Regions from separate parts of the Homo sapiens genome. Here region 2 is linked to region 1. A link is a loop called in an ENCODE intact Hi-C map of the cell type or tissue named here. Cell type or tissue: K562. All regions are shown on one strand. Links, peaks and the distances in the headings refer to the core of each region. The heading gives the core; the rest is flanking DNA.

What was found. Peaks named below come from ENCODE experiments on the same cell type or tissue, not always from the same donor. Only the 100,000 strongest peaks of a DNase experiment are listed, where the experiment ranks them.
Region 2: a loop joins it to region 1, with 15 times the contacts of the local background. A loop is called at or near these places in 2 of 110 quality-filtered maps.

The regions. Positions count from the first base shown.
Region 1 is chr7:47,815,499-47,823,599 of GRCh38, forward strand. It overlaps PKD1L1 (polycystin 1 like 1, transient receptor potential channel interacting), which reads right to left. Exons shown (of 57, transcript NM_138295.5): 46 at 5,578-5,688. It overlaps PKD1L1-AS1 (PKD1L1 antisense RNA 1), which reads left to right. Exons shown (of 4, transcript NR_161269.1): 3 at 2,528-2,697; 4 at 4,009-4,349. Among named protein-coding and RNA genes, the nearest start is that of PKD1L1-AS1, 24 kb to the left of the region's middle. In K562, for the core only: a CTCF peak has its summit at 4,013 (motif pointing left); a DNase peak (open chromatin) is centred at 4,033.
Region 2 is chr7:47,348,398-47,356,498 of GRCh38, forward strand. The region is part of intron 17 of TNS3 (tensin 3); the gene reads right to left. It overlaps LOC124901629 (a long non-coding RNA gene), which reads right to left. Exons shown (of 2, transcript XR_007060319.1): 1 at 5,412-8,101; 2 at 2,522-4,888. Among named protein-coding and RNA genes, the nearest start is that of SNORD151, 110 kb to the right of the region's middle. In K562, for the core only: a CTCF peak has its summit at 3,007; no DNase peak of the experiment used is centred there; H3K27me3 peaks cover 1,901 bases.

The DNA of each region.
Region 1 (8,101 bases), core at 3,008-5,507:
CAAGAACAATGAAACGTGAGAACAAAAGCATGTTTTCTTGCCAATTTTTCTCTCATTCAGATTTCAGGTACTCTGCAGGAATTAAACTCAAGCTGCTTGCAGCGTGAAGCATGAAACCCTGGAACTCACTTTGCTCCTTAGTAGCAGGAGATAAGAGAGAATGGCGGGTGAAGCACTTGTTCATTTGCTCACTCCATCAGTCACTCAACAAACATTACTATGCAACTACTAGGTGTCAGGCACTCTTCTAGGCACTGGGAAACAGAAAATCAATTCTCTGCCCTCCTATGGGGAAACAGGCAACAAATAAGACAAATAAGCAAACATATACTATGTTGTGACAAATATGAAGGAGGAAAAAAAAAAAGCAGGAAAGACAGGCAAGTGGTGGGGTAAGCAGATGTTCAAGCAGCCATGGAAGCTTCAGTAGGTGGTGATGTCTAGCAAAGACCTGAAGGTGAGGGTGGAGCCCGTGGTCATCTGAGAGAGGGTATTAAAGGCAGAGGGGACGGCGAGGGCTTCCGCAAGCCTGAAGGGTGGGAAGGTGTCGGGGCCACAGGGCTGGTGCAGAGGGAGCGCCGGGGCTAGGGTAAACAAGGGAGGCTCTGGGACACACAGACCAAGACCCAGTCCTCTCTCTGCACTGACTGCCGACTGGGCGCAGCATGTGACTGGCCTCCCAAGATGCCTGTGAGTGGCAGATGTGAAGACATAGATGAAGTGCAGTGTTGGCACAAACACTAGTCTGTTTTCTTTCCAATTAACTTCTTCATTATGTTTATAGATATGCTTCATTTTTCCACCAAGGAACTGATTTAAGGGAGCACTGAAATAACATCAAATGAATGAAATTTATCATTTTTAGTTTGCTCAGACACTGCTATAAAGCCACATGCACAGGCCAAGGCTGTGCATGGCAGCAGCAGGGTGTCCATTTGGCTCTGAGCTACAGCCAGAGGCAAAAGGATAAAATCAAGTGTTCCTACGAGAAAGCAAAGTACCTCTCACCTAACTCTAAAAAACTTTCTCATACATAGCTTCCCATGAAGAGTCACTGAAGAATGGAAAGGATGGGGTGCTCATCAACATGCCCTCAGCAAACAGAAATGGCTCTGATGTGGCTGTTTCATCCAGGTTTCTCTCCACAAAAAGGGGAGACCAAAATAGTTCTCAGGAAAAGGAATTTTGTCATAAGGTGAGAAGAAGTTAGAAAGTCACCCAAGTACACACAGTTGAATGCCTGGTCCAGCACCAGATCCAGACTACTCCAAAGAATGAACACACTATGAATCATTCAGATGATGGCCATGGCTTTGGTAAACGAGGCTTGAGAGCAAAGTTGGGCTGTAGACAGCAGGCCTGGAGCCGACTCTTACTGTGAGAGCCAATTTTGCACAACTCCTCCCAACTCCATGTTCAGTGATGTCACATTGGTGGTGTGAAAGACCATGGTGGTTCCGGGCGTGGTGGCTCATGCCTGTAATCCCAGAACTTTGGGAGGCTGAGGCAGGCATATCATCTGAGGTCAGGAGTTTGAGACCAGCCTAGCCAAAATGATGAGACCCTGTCTCTACTAAAAATACAAAAAATTAGCTGGGCGTGATGGTACGCGCCTGTAATCCCAGCTACTCAGGAAGCAGGAGAATCGCTTGAACCCAGGAGGCAGAGGTTGCAGTGAGTAAAGATCATGCCACTGCACTCCAGCCTCAGTGACAGAGTGAGACTTCATCTAAAACAAACAAACAAACAAACAAAAAAACCATGGTGGGAGGATTTACACCACGGAAATTGGCTGGCAGATGCTATAAATCAGTGCTTTTGTTCTCCAGTTATTAACTGTTTCCAGCACACCACAAAGACTATGTTTACAGGTAAGGTGTAGAACGGACACTCCACTGTTGATTCAGAGCAGATTTTGCAGATAATTTAGAAAAAGTTTTTAAAAACCTGATAGTCATGACAATAATTGGACAATATTAAAAAAATCAAAGACAAATAAATGTCACTAGTGTATAGAGTAATAAAGAGATGCAGTAGCCTCAACCAATAATCTGTATATACTATAAATGTGTTCGAAAATTTCCATATGGCTGGGCACGGTGGCTCAGGCCTATAATCCTAGCACTTTGGAAGGCCGAGGTGAGTAGATCACTTGAGGCCAGGAATTTGAGACCAGCCTGGCCAATATGGCTAAACCCCCGTCTTTACTAAAAACACTAAAATTAGCCAGACATGGTGATGGGCGCCTGTAGTCTCAGCTACTTGGGGGGCTGAGGCAGGAGAATTCCTTGAACCCGGGAGGCAGAGGCTGCAGTGAGCCGAGATCGCGTCACTGCACTCCAGCCTGGGCAACAGAGCAAGGCTCTGTCTCAAAAAAAAAATTTCCATAGCATGTATGAGTAAAAGTCTAGTGAATTAATTTATCTGACTGGTTTTATTTCTTTTTTCTTACGAAGAAATGATCTCTTATCCTTTCAAGTATTTGATCTTCATTGGTTTATACATCTTTAGAACTTAATCTTTGCAGGTCTTTTATTGGGTGCTGGTTCTTAACTCTGGACTTCTCTACAAGTTTTGTCAAACTATCAAATGCAGAGCAAATTGGAGGCCTGCCAGAGCACCCAGAGGGTGGAATGAAGCAACAGAGAGGCATCAGGAAAGGAGAACACAGATGGAGACAGAGATGGGAGGCATAAGGTGAGCAGATACATCTCTGCAAATATTCACGCCAAAGGAAAGGAAGAATGAGCCAGGGGGCACAGAGATGCAGTGAAAAGGGCGGGAGGGTAGGAAAGAGGCAAAGGATGGCTGGAGGTGAATTTTCAACAGAGGAAAGTGTTGAGCATCTGCTGTGGGAAGCAAGATGATTTGACGACAAACATTGTACATTTATAGCAACTAATATGATCCATTTTCTGTGTTTTTAAAGAATAAAGTATAGACATTATAGCCATGTTGAGTTTGCACCACTTTCGGGGAAATGGTATCACTTCTTGACACTTGCTTCCCTATTGGAATAACATTAAGAAACTAAGTTAAAAAGCCCTGAAAATAACCCAAAGCCAAAAGGCCCAATGGCCAGACTGCAGACATCTCACACCTCACTCCTGGCACACCCAAAGTGCAGGTAGTGAACCAAATGAGCCAGGAGTATTCTGGCCCTGTCTGTATTAGTTACCGCAATTATATAAAATAAGCCCACAAAGCTGGCTAAACAATGCAAAAGATAAAATCAGCTGTTATTTTACTTTTATGGCACTTGGATAGAACGCTTGCTTCATTGATTGGTGCTTTATTTGCTGGTTTATTTTTTGTTTTATTATTTTTTTTTGGAACTTCATGAAGTCTTTCATAAGTTCAGAAACACTTCAAATACAACTTAAATATGGCAAAATCCAAGAACGCAATGACTACTCAGTAGTCCAGTTCCCTCCCTTTATAGATGAAGATGCTAAGTCCGAGCACTTGCCAGAGTCACCTGGCAACCAAACATGAGTTGGGGGCCCAGTCTCGGAACTCTGTTTCATCCATTTCCACTCCTGGGCTTATTTAGCTTCTCTATCTGGAATGCTAGTAAATGCCAAACCCTAAGTTGTTGTTGATGTTTCAGGATTAGGTATTGGGGGCTAGGGGGTGAGACGGAGAGGGTCCACTTTAAACATTCCATTACCAACCAGGATACTTGAATATCCCTGCCTGGTGGCCAGAGCACCCAGAGGCAGTGAGGTTTTGCATCCCTATGGGAAACATAAGGTCTATGTAAATCCAGGAGTTGTGAATGTGAGCACATCAATCTCATGTGCACCTGAGAGATCTCACAAACATTATCTCAGCTGCGATATTTCTGATTTGAATATCAAGAAGCAACAATTCATATGAGAAATATGTCAAATAATGTTGACTTGTGAAATGTGAGATGAAAAATAAACTAGCAAAAGCCAGAGGTTTTTCATGTTTAGATTTCCATTTCCATTGAGGACCCAAATTATCACTTTGTTTTGCACACAGCACCACCTACTGGCACAGGCTGTGCACTTGCACGGATAGGAGAGCTGAAAAGTTGGTCATGGATGGAAATAACTGCTGGTTTCACAAATGAGGAGGCAGAAAATTCCACTTAATTTCACTATTACAATGCTCAGCAGAAAAAAAAAAACAAAACAACTTGGATTACTGAGCTACAGAACACCCAGACTCATAGCACTGGGACTTCCAGGTCTTACCTTACGAGTGGGTCACAACACTGACAAAGGGGACAATATCCATTAGCCATTATCTTGCTGCGTATGAATAACCCTCTCTCACAAAAATAAAGATAAATATGTTCTGAAATAATTGATAAGATTAAATTGACTTTCCAGCCACTCACTTCTGCCAAAAAATCCAACCAAAAAGTATTTACGTCAAATTGAATTACTTAGTCAAAGGCAACAAACACACTGATAGAGTTGCTGCATAAATGTGTCTTTAAATATTCACCAGAGTAAATAAGGTAACTCCTGGAACACACTGAATTATTGTATTTACCAGCATTGAAATCATAGCAAAGAACCAATATTATTTCATATCATGCACTTTATAATTCAAAGCCACACTGCCTTGAAAGGACTATCAGACTGACTGTTTGTGGCAGGTGAAAATAAAGCCTAACCATGGATTCAAGAACAACTCTCAAAAAAAAGAAGACTACATTAAATGCACCTGTTGATGACAATATGCATCCCAATTTTAGAAGCACTGAGACATGGAAAAGAAATATGACACAACAAAATGCTATCATGCTTGCCTTTGCCTGGTGGTATCACGGAAATTTTTCTGCTTTACACTTTTCAGTTCTGCTAGATTTACCTATGATCAACATCTACTACTTATAGAAAGAAGGAGGAAGAAGCAAATGAACAGCTTGAGAAATGATCAAGAACTTGAGAGGTGTTAGAAACTGAAGGCCGGGCGTAGTGGCGCACACCTGTAATCCCAGCACTTTGGGAGGCCGAGGCGGGTGGATCACTTGAGGTCAGGAGTTCAAGACCAGCCTGACGAACATGGTGAAACCCCATCTCTGCTAAAAATACAAAAAAATTAGCCAAGCGTGGTGGCACATGCCTGTAATCCCAGCTACTTGGGAGGCTGAGGCAGGAGAATCGCTTGAACCTGGGAGGTGGAGATTGCAGTGAGCTGAGATGGCGCCATTGCACTCCAGCCTGGGTGACAAGAGCAAAACTGTCTCAAAAAGGAAAAAAAAAAACTGTTAGAAATTGAGTGTCAGTTATTACGAACTGCAACCATAGGCTTTGATAGAAGAACTCTGAGGTCTCCAGCAAAAAAGAAACTGCAAGACCCTGTTTTGGCACAGAACTTAAAATTCCTTCAAATATCCTTGTTTTGCTATTTACCCCAAACGAGATGCTAAGAACGTGTCCAAAGTCTGTGAATGGAAGGGGGTTTTATTACTACCAGGGAAATGGTGACAATCTTTCCAGTATTTCATATGTGGGATGTGAAACATGGGGAAGGTGCACACAGGCTATGGAATAGTGCAATGGCCCCAGATCTGGAAGAGTTACCCAAACCTCCTACCTTGTAAATTCTTTCCGGATAGCTTGATTGAGGGAGTATTCATCTTGGGAAAATCTCCCATATATTACACACAAAAGCAGAAGCAGCATGAGGATGTCCATGGAAATGTCTCTGTAAGAAGAGTTTTTAAGTTAGCATCCATACAGACCCTGTATGTAGGTACCTGAGTGCTTCAATTTGCAAAAGATTTATTATTATTATTATTATTTTTGAGACGGAGTCTCACTCTGTCACCCAGGCTGGAGTGCAGTGGCACAATCTTGGCTCACTGCAACCTCTGCCTCCTGGGTTCAAGCGATTCTCCTGTCTCAGCCTCCCGAGTAGCTGGGACTACAGGCACGTGCCACCACGCTCGGCTAACTTTTGTATATTTAGTGGAGACGGGGTTTCTCCATATTGGCCAGACTGGTCTAGAACTCCTGACCTCAGGTGATCCACCTGCCTCAGCCTCCCAAAGTGCTGGGATTACAAGCGTGAGTCACCATGCCGGGCCAGAAGATTTTAAATGAAACTCGGCTTTTAAATCCCTGGGAGAAAATTTTTGTATAATAGTGTGAGATGTGTGTTGGGGTTTATTTATTTATTTATTTTGCATATCAATATCAAGTTTTCCCAGCACTTTTTTTTTTTTTGAGGCAATCTAGCTCTGTTACCTAGACTGGAGTGCAGTGGCACAATCTCAGCTCATTGCAACCTCCCCGTCCCCAGTTCAAGCGATTCTCCTGCCTCAGCCTCCTGAGTAGCAGGGATTACAGGCACCCACCACCACGCCATGCTAATTTTTTGTATTTTTAGTAGAGATGAGGTTTCACCATGTTGAGCAGGCTGGTCTTAAACTCTTGATATCAGGTGATCCACCTGCCTTGGCCTCCCAAAGTGCTTGGATTACAGGCATGAGTCACCATGCCCGGCCCCCAGCACCATTTTTAAAAGATCATCCTTTTTCCATTGGATCATCTTTCTCTCTCTGCCAAAAAATCAGTTGAGCATATTTGGGTAAGTCTATTCCTGTGTTCTCTATTCTGTTCCATTGATTTGCGTGTCTATCTGTCCCCAAATATCATGCTGCCTTGGTTTCTGCAGCTGTATAGTATGTCTTAAATTCAGATAGTGTGCGTCCTCTGACTTTGCTCATTGTTTTCAGAATTGTTTAGGCTATTCTAGTTCCTTTGCTTTCCATATAAATTTTAGAATCAGTTTGTCAATATCTGTAAAAAAAAGCTTGTGGTATTTTGCCGGGCGCAGTAGCTCACGCCTGTAATCCCAGCACTTTGGGAGGCCAAGGCAGGCGGATCACGAGGTCAGGAGATCGAGACTATCCTGGCTAACACGGTGAAACCCCATCTCTACTAAAAATACAAAAAAAAAAAAGAGCCAGGCATGGTGGCAGACACCTGTAATCCCAGTTACTCGGGAGGCTGAGGCAGGAGAACAGCTCAAACTCGGGAGGCGGAGGTTGCAGTGAGCCGAGATCGCGCCATTGCGCTCCAGCCTGGGTGACAAAGTGAGACTCCGTCTCAAAAAAAAAAAAAAAAAAAAAAAAACAGCTGTGGTATTGCATTGAAACTACAGATCAAATTAGAAAGAATAGACTTCTGAACATTACTGAGTCCTCCAATCAATGCACACAGTCTATCTCTCCATTTATTCAGATCTTCCTGACTTCTTTCATCAGTGTTTTGTGGTTTTCAACATACAGATCCTGCACACGTTTTCTTAGACTTACATCCATGTACTTCATTTATTTGGTGCTGTTGTAAATAGTATTCCTTTTTAAATTTCAATTGTTCATTACTGGTATATAGGAATATAATTTACTTTTTTATATTGACTTGTGTCTTGCAAACTTGCTAAATTCACTTATTAGTTCCAGAACCCTTTTTTTTTTTGTAAATTATTTGGGATTTTCTGCAAAGAAAATTTATGTCATTTGCCATTAGATGGTTTTATTTCTTCCTTTCAAATCAATACGTTTTTAACTTCTTTCTCTTGCCTATTGCATTGGCTAGGACTTCCAATGTGATGTTCAATAGGTGTGATCGGAGAGGACATTTTTGCCTTGTTTGATATCTTAAAAAACATTCGATATCTCTCTATTAAGTATGATGTTAGGTGTCGAGTTTTCATAGATACCCTTTATTAGCTCAGGGAACTCTTTTCTATTCCTACTTCTAGTCCTAGTTTGCTGAGAGGTTCTTTTTTTTGGATGAATTAATGTTGAATTTTATCAAATGCTTTTTCTGCCTCTATTGAGACGAGCATGTGGTTTTTCTTATTTAGTCTATTAATATGGTGAATTACATTAATTACTTTCCTCCTCGTGTCTCTTCCAGTCCATAGGTATCATCTTTATTTATTTTTGCTTCTTTGCGATTTATTTGTTGAGCAAGTGGTTATTTGTACTATAGATTTCTGTCTTGCTTTCCAGGGTGATATCAACATACTCTTACTGTAAACTACAAGTTGGCAAAATAACTTCATCAGATTAAGATTGGACTGTTTTGGGTAGGTTGCCTCATAGATG
Region 2 (8,101 bases), core at 1,922-4,421, 470 kb before region 1:
ATTACAGTCCACTCACTGCCTAGAACTTCAGAGGTCACTTCTAGAGAGGTAATTTTCAAAGGGGAGGGAATAGTACTTCTGTTCAACATGCAAGATAATATGTGGTGTTTTATCAAAAATGACATGGCAGTATCATTCCAACATGCAGTGTTGCATGAAGAACACAGAAAAAATGGCTATGCAAATCACCGATTTGAGCATTGTACATTGTATACATTTATCAAAATATCACACTGTGCCCCATAAATATGTACAATTATTATGTCTCAACTAAAAATAGTAATAATAATAAAACTGTGGACAGTGTGGTCAAGTGTTCTCTTTGATCTGGAGAAGGAGGATGGGAAGTGCATGTTAACGCACTCTGATCTCAGGCCTGAGGTTGGAAACTCACTGGCTTCAGAAACTGAGGTCCCATTAGGGTTAGCTGACAACAGCCAGCACAGCCTTGCAGCTGCACTCGAAGGCACAACCAGGTCGTAACAGGGTCCGAAAAGGAATTTCCAGGACTAAAACATAAGTCTCAATGCAGGACGCTTAGACTTCTTCTAACCTTTCAACTTGGAAGTTTCCTTCAACATGTCTCCTTTAGAGCAGCTAGGGAATACAATCTGTGCATGAGCTGACACAGAGCCAACAGTGGGCTCCGTTCTGGGCCTCCCACACCAGAGGAGGCTCTGAAACACAGGCATTCTGTGAGCTGGCCCCAGAAATGTTCCTGTTGAACACATGGATTTGAAACTGTTCCTCAATTCTCTCTCTCCCCAAAGAATTACAACGAAAAACAATGTTCTTCATTCAAAAAGAGTCTCAAAAAAAAATCAATCTTCATTTAAAAAAAGTCTCAAAAAAAATCAATCTTCATTTAAAAAAAGTCTCAAAAAAAATGTTCTTACTGTCCCACCTCCGGTGCTTGTGCTCAAATCTGTGTGGCACCATGTCTGGTTAAGCAGAACTACATGCCTCTCCCTCTGGATGGATCAATACTTCTCAGTATCCTGCCACTGGGACCACCAGGAGTAAGATGGTTTCCACAATGGAGGGAACTCAGCGACGGAGAGCAGCTGTGGGTCTGAGGCCAGAAAGAGGCTCTGCAAGCGCAGGAAGAATGGGGGAGTCAAGGCACCTGCAAAAGCAGGGCCACCGGGCCCTGGATTCCAGGATGTGGCCTGTACAGAAAGTGTGGCTTCAGCCCTGCAGGGTCCTGCTTTCCATTCCCAAAAGGGAAAAGACACAGGCACACAAGGTCAGCAAGGCTCAGGCCTCTGTGGGGTGTGGAGATCCCTTCCTCTCGGACTGCAAACCTTGGAAATGAGAAGTTTGAAACGCCAGGAAAAAACAGGACAAAATGAGACAGGGTTTAAGATACTGCAAAACCACTACGTGCTAGGATGCACCCACATCTGCCCAGGAGGTAGTTACAAAAGAAAGAAAAACAGGAGACCAACGTTTATCCAGCAACAGTGACAGTCTAAGCCTGGGCAGGTGCTCTCATAGAGAAAAGCCCATTATCACTCCATTAAGGCGGCCTGCTACGTCTTTTTTGCAGACAAGGAGAATGGAGGCTCAGGTCTGAGTACTCATCCTACACCACACAGCATGTCAGCAGAGAGCAATGATTTGTCACCACATGTATCTGACTTTAAAATCCACAACTGCCAACTCTATTCCTCTGTGGTCACTCTTCCTTACCCACTGGTGCCTTTCCTTCCCTTCCATCCCTTCCCACCCCAAAAAGCCTACACGGGGCAGACAGGGGCCCCATGAGCCCTGGGAGGCACTGCCCACTTCCACTGCCTGTGGTGACAGAGGGGCCCCTGGGAACAAGATGGCTACCCTCATCCTGCTGAGGAAGGGGCACTCTTCCTCCCGGACATGTCCTGATGGGGCAGCCAGCAAAGGCTTCACAAATTCTTCTGTCTCTCGTGTGAATTTCAGATTTAACAATGGTTTATTCTTCCCAGTCTTAGGAAATCTGCCAAGTGTCTAAGTAAATACATGGGGTCCAGCAGAGAACCTGGTGGGGGTGCATTTCCAAAGGGTCTGAGTGCACAGCAGTCTAGAGAAAAGGAAGGAGGGACAGTTTTCAAGTTCTTCCCATCTGAGAGTCCTTGGCTACGGGGAAGGTCAGAGAAGAAGAGAGAGGGCAGCTTGCTCAAGGCGTTGCTACCGGGCTGGCGGGAGCTGCTGTTGAACCCATGTCCTGTCACCAGCAGTAGATGCTCACTCAGAGGCCAGCCCAGGGGCCACTTGGCAGGGGTGGACTCTGCCTCTCTGCTCACAGGGGACGAGTCCTCAAAGCCATCTCCAGAATGAAATAAGAACAACACAAAGCTGGCTTAGGGGATCCTACAGATAATGCAGCAAAGGCTGGGGCTTGGCACACAGTTGCAGGCAGTAAGTGTTATAATGGGCCACACTCAAAATGGGCTGTTCATGTTGTCATTAAAAGTCAAGTTTATGGAACTTGAAGTGGACAAACACGCTCCAACATTAAGTGACAAAAGACAGTGGGCAAAGATGCATGTGTAGTGTGGTTTCATTTTTATTTTAAAAACTAAGAAAATGTCCTAAAATGCTCATAAGAGCTTCTCTCTGGGTTGTGTAATTCTAGGCACCATTCATATTTTTTCGGAAATGTTTCTATCTTTCAGGGTTTTCGCCAGTAATATGTATTACTTTTTAAAATTAGGGAAACAACACACAGATTACCTTCGAGAGGAACAAAGCTTCTTTTATTTTGTAGTACTCTGTGCTGCTGTACTGAATTTCCCTAAATCCCGTTCTAATTTTGCATTAGTATTAGTTCCTGTATTCTCCCAAACTCACGTGTTTGATCCTTACACTTTTCCTTCTCTCTGATAAATCTCCCATGTCTGATAGCCATATGAAAATTAATGTGGGAGGTAGTTTTCTGGACCAATATGCTCAGAGGAGATGTGGAAGTGACATTCTCATTTATAGCGAGCAGGGCTTATGCTTCCCAGAGGTTACAATGCAAGGCGTCCTGCAGCAGGGGTCTCTCTCTCCCTTCTTTAATTATTCAACAGAGGGGATCTCGGTGCTCCTTTAATTGTTCAACAGAGACCCAAGGCAGGCCCACTAGCTGTCTTCTTCAGGCAAGACAACTTGAACGTGAGACTCCACGCTAGGTCCAAGGTAGATGCCCAGGAAGCCCAGTAGTGGAACAGAATCCAGTCAAGGCTCCGGTGCCACATCCAAGCCCAGGACGTTCCACCAGGCGCTGCCTCCCTTTAACCCGTGCACAACGTCTAGGGCAGAGATGGCAATGGAAGCCAGGCCACGGCACCTATGTCTGCTGTGTGCAAGAAAGAACCAAGGAAGGCCCTAGGGCACGGGTGCAACAGCGAGCAGGAACTAAGCTCAGAGTGGGGTTACAAAACGGGCTCCTGTCCGTGAAGAATGGACCACGCTAGGAGTGCTCCCTGGAGACTGGAGCTGCCCCTCCCACACACCCCGCACCTCTCTCACAGGAACACACCCACATACTCACATGCACACAGTCAAACTCTCATGTGCTCCCAGTCTCCGGCACTTTTTCACACCCACACACTTGCAGACACATGTATGAACACTCACTCTCACGTGGTCTCTTACACACATTTTCTCATAACACTCATGCAGACTCAGCCACTCATGCATTTGCACACACACTCTTACACCCACGTCACACACACCTGCATACTTCACACTCTTAGTCTCTCACACACTCTTACACTCACACACCCTTGCACTAACACTCTCACCCACATTCACACAACAGTCACAAGCAGACACACACACTCATGCTCTCACACTTTCTCATATACTTACACTATACTCACTGGCACTCACACACGTGCAGTCTCTCACAGTGTTTTTCATGATACACACATTGTCACACTCACATTCAGTCTCAGTCTTGTACACTCACAGACAGCCTCACACAGTCTCACACTCATTCTCACACTCACACTCACGCACAGTCTCACACGCTCACTCACACCCACCCTGTGCTCCAACACGGCCCCACAGCTGCATGTGCTGCTCACAAACGGATGGTCCGTGATGGTGGAGGGTCAGGTTCTGCATTCTGAATACTGGCCCCACCTCATCACCCTGTATCTGCAAACCTCACACCTGTGTCAAACAAGCCCTTCTCCCCACCTGGGAGCTGCCTGTCAGGAAGCCAGGGCGCTGGCTGTTCCTGGAGGTCCGTCCTTTCCATCCTGGCCCCTTCTCCAGGACGAGGCCACCCATCAGCATCTCCACTGTAGAGGGGTTGGTTCCTGGCTCCCTTCCAGGGGCAGATGCAGCCAAAGGCACCCTCTTCTCACTGAGAGCTGCCCCTCCACTCAAGGCCCCCAGATCCTCATCCCATCTACTGCTCTGACTAGCCCAGCCCCTGGGTCCACAGGTGACTCCATGGCAGTGGTGACTTGCGCTGGGTCTCGAGTGTGCACACAGAGCCCACAGCCCATGTGCTACACCAAAGTTACACCAGGGACTTCCAGAACCACTCTTTTCATGTGGCTACAGGTGGGGCAGAGGTGGGAGAAGCAAAGCACTTTTGCTTCACACTCTGATGTCTGGGTGACCTATGAGAGGCCACAGCTTGGGGACATTTCCTCAGGCGGTTCATTTGCTAGCTCTGGTACGCTGCCTACCAGGATCAATGCTCACCTCTCCAGAGAAGGTCTGCATAAACAGCAAGCTCCGTACCTCTGCACTGCCAGCTCAGAGAGCTCTTGGATTGCTTTCTGAGGACAGAGGCAGTAGCAGCCAGCTGTCCCAGGTGGGGACAAGGATCAGGTCTTATTCAGCTCCAAAGTCTGTCCAAGCTGAGACACCCTGCGGGTTCAGTACTTCTTTGCTAAGTCGGTGAGCTCTGAAGGGGTGAAGAGGTGAGGGGTGAACAGGTGAGCCCAGGCCACAGGTTAGGAGCCCTGGCGCTGAGGCACTGACTTCTGAATTAAACCCAAAGGAGGCCCTAGCACTTGGTAAAACACTCTCTCTCTACCCCAAATCTCTCTTCCAAAGTGACTGATTTATGGTTTTCTTTAGTATGATGTTCTATCATTGCAGAAGATTAGAAAAACACATAGAAACATATGGAAGCAAACCAAGCTCCCTGGAACCTGTGAAGAGCCACATATCTCAATGAAGACACACATGACTTTTACATTTCTTTTTCCTCACTGAGGCTTAATTCCTGAGCACTCCCCGAGGGAATCATTTAATTGTTTGAGTCCATCAATTACTTCTTACACACTTCACATCAATGTGAAATGACCAGCACCTGAAGCAGTCTCTTCCTGTCCCCTAGCCTCCCTCCTACCACAGCCCAGCACCCCTCCTCCTCCACCCTCCTCAGCTGCCCTGGTCTTGCTTGGGACCACAAGGGGCCTCACCCTACAACCATCCTATCCTTGAGCTTCTGGTAAAACTGCAGGGGCCAGCAGTGTAGCCTCAGGTCTCACTCCGCAACCTGCAGCCCTCCCACTCACACCTGCAGAAAGGGGAGGTATGGCCTTCACCAAGAATATTACATTATATGCATCAAAAGGAAACAAACAAACAAACACAGAGGACAAAACACACACACACACACACACACACACACACACACACACACAAATTCCAAGGTACGACAAAGAACTGGCCGTAATGCAATGAGATTGGGCAGTTTGAACAATGAAATCATGAATTGAATAATTATATTGTTAAGGCCTATTCTCCAAACACTACTACAAAACTGTCCATGCCTATATATTTTTCTGTTCAGTTAAGAAGTCAAATCCAGGAAAAGAGAAGAAAAAGGAGACCTCATGGGAGCAGGAGAGAGCTGCCACCACACAGATGGCTGTCACCTCTGGAAGGAGCTGATAAGGGGACAAGAGGGAATTTGCCAGCACTGGAGAGCACCTGCAGGGCTCTGGGCGATCCGCCCTCCCACCCCCAGCTCCCCAACGTACCCCTTCTCAGAAAAACCAAGGAGAAAGGGAACAAAACCCAAGCTCCCACACAGGGATGTTCACGGGCAAAGGGCAGCTCCCAAAGCCCTGGGGTGGGGCAGGGGGGCACCTGCATCTGGCTGCACCCATGGCACACACACCCTGATCTCTCACACCTGTGCCCACCCTGCTCCCAGCCTGAGGCCCAGGTGCTGGGGAAGAGCTGCCCTTACTTCCCTGCCAGTTCCCAGCCAGGAAAAAAAAAAAAAAATCCTGCATCCTCTCCTTACAAAGGTCATGAGTACTCAGTGCAGAAATCTCAGGCCCCTTGAAACCCCCAGTGAACACAGACCCCGGTGATCTGCAGGTGATGTGCAGCTTCACCCACTCCATGCAGCTGGGGTCTCTGTGGAGGGAGGGACAGGCAGTGGCTTTTTCTTTACACAGTCTTGTGCCCCTCTTGTCGCGGTGACACGCTCATTGTCCACCAAAACATGACATGGTAACATGGTCTCCAAAGGTCACATGACTGGACGCTGCCCATCTCTTTGGGCAGTCCCCACACCAGGCATTTAGCTGTCTTCGCCCAAGCCTCCTTCCCTCCAGACACTGGGTGCTACCCACCCAGAGCCTCGGGAACCACGTGACCTTGAGTATAAAATGGGACACATGCCCCAAAGTCCCCTACACTGCCACTCCCAAAGACCAGCATGTTTCCTCATTTAGCAGTCTCACTGTTATTCACGGGTGGAGCCGGCGTCAAGGACAGATAAGGAAACGTGCTGAGGGCTGCCCAGCCAGCAAGTTGCGCAGGGTCACCTGAGACTCCGCCACGCCCAGCGGGATCTGGGATTCACCACAGGGTGCAAAAGGACACCGAGCCTGCGAGGCAGGAGGACGCTCAGTCATTCCGGCCCCACAGGAGGAGCTGGGGATGGTGGGGCCTCAGCCCCAGGTGCATCCTATGACGTACCTTATCCAAAGCCACCACAACAGGGTGGGGGACGGTCCTGACAGGGAATCCTCACGTGCTCTGAGGAAAGAGCAGGAAAGCCAGTCCTTGACTGGGGGCACCCAGGGGCCTCGTGAGAAGGGGATGCATCGCCGTCAGAGCCCTGGAGAATCAGGGATTCAGGCCAAGACACTGGGTGCTGTACTAAACACATGTGGGACTGAACTCAGCCCAGCCTGGGGGTCAGCACTGTTGCCATCAATTCACCCCTGAGCAGTCTGAAGTGCAGGAGAGGGCTTCTCAGATCGCTTAGCCAGAAAATGTTTTTTAAATTTTGTTTAAAACACCCACAAAGCTCTTCGGCAACTTTCCACCTTGTCCAAATACACTGAACTCCCAATTATGTAAACTAATTGAGAGTGTAAAATAACACATCCTGATAGGTAAGTCAGTACTTATGTTGACCCTGAGCTGTGATTCTGTGATTCAGACTGCTCTTGGAGACTGATCTTTGCCAGCGCACGGCCTGGCAGATCCCAGGCCCTGAGGCTCTGCTGGGAAGTGGGATGAGGGAGGGGAAGGAAGATGGGTCAAGTGTTCAGGAGCGGACACCCACCATGCTGCCCACTCACACACTTCATGTCACTGCATTCTCTCCACTGTGGGGTCACATAGCCCACTCTGCCCTGGTGAAATAAAGCCAGCACCCAGGTGGAAGGCAGCCCATGGGGTCGCCTGCCTCTGCCTCTGATAACCAATACGTGACTGTTGGCTGTCCTCTAAATTCCACAGCAGGGTCACAAATCTTAGAACCACCCTGCGGCACGTTCCAGCCTCAATGAGCCAAGGGCCAGCTCTCCTGGAGGCTGGGACACGCACCTAAGTTGAGAACTGCAAATATACAACAGTGGTTCTCAAAGGCCATTGTCCACCTTTTATCACTAAAATCCTAAAGCTCGGGCCTCACCTGTGAAGTCAGAACCTCCAGCGGTGAGACCTAGGTGTCAGTATTTTTAAAAACTCCCTAGTGTTTCCAACACACAACCAAGCTCAAGAATCACAGCAGGTCTCAACCCTGAATTAGCACTGCATTATTTGGGGAGCATTTTTAAAGCAAGTCTGACATCCAGGCCCCACCAGGGCCAACTCAATCTGCCACCCTCTGGAGGTAGAAGCAGGTACCCACATTTTTAGC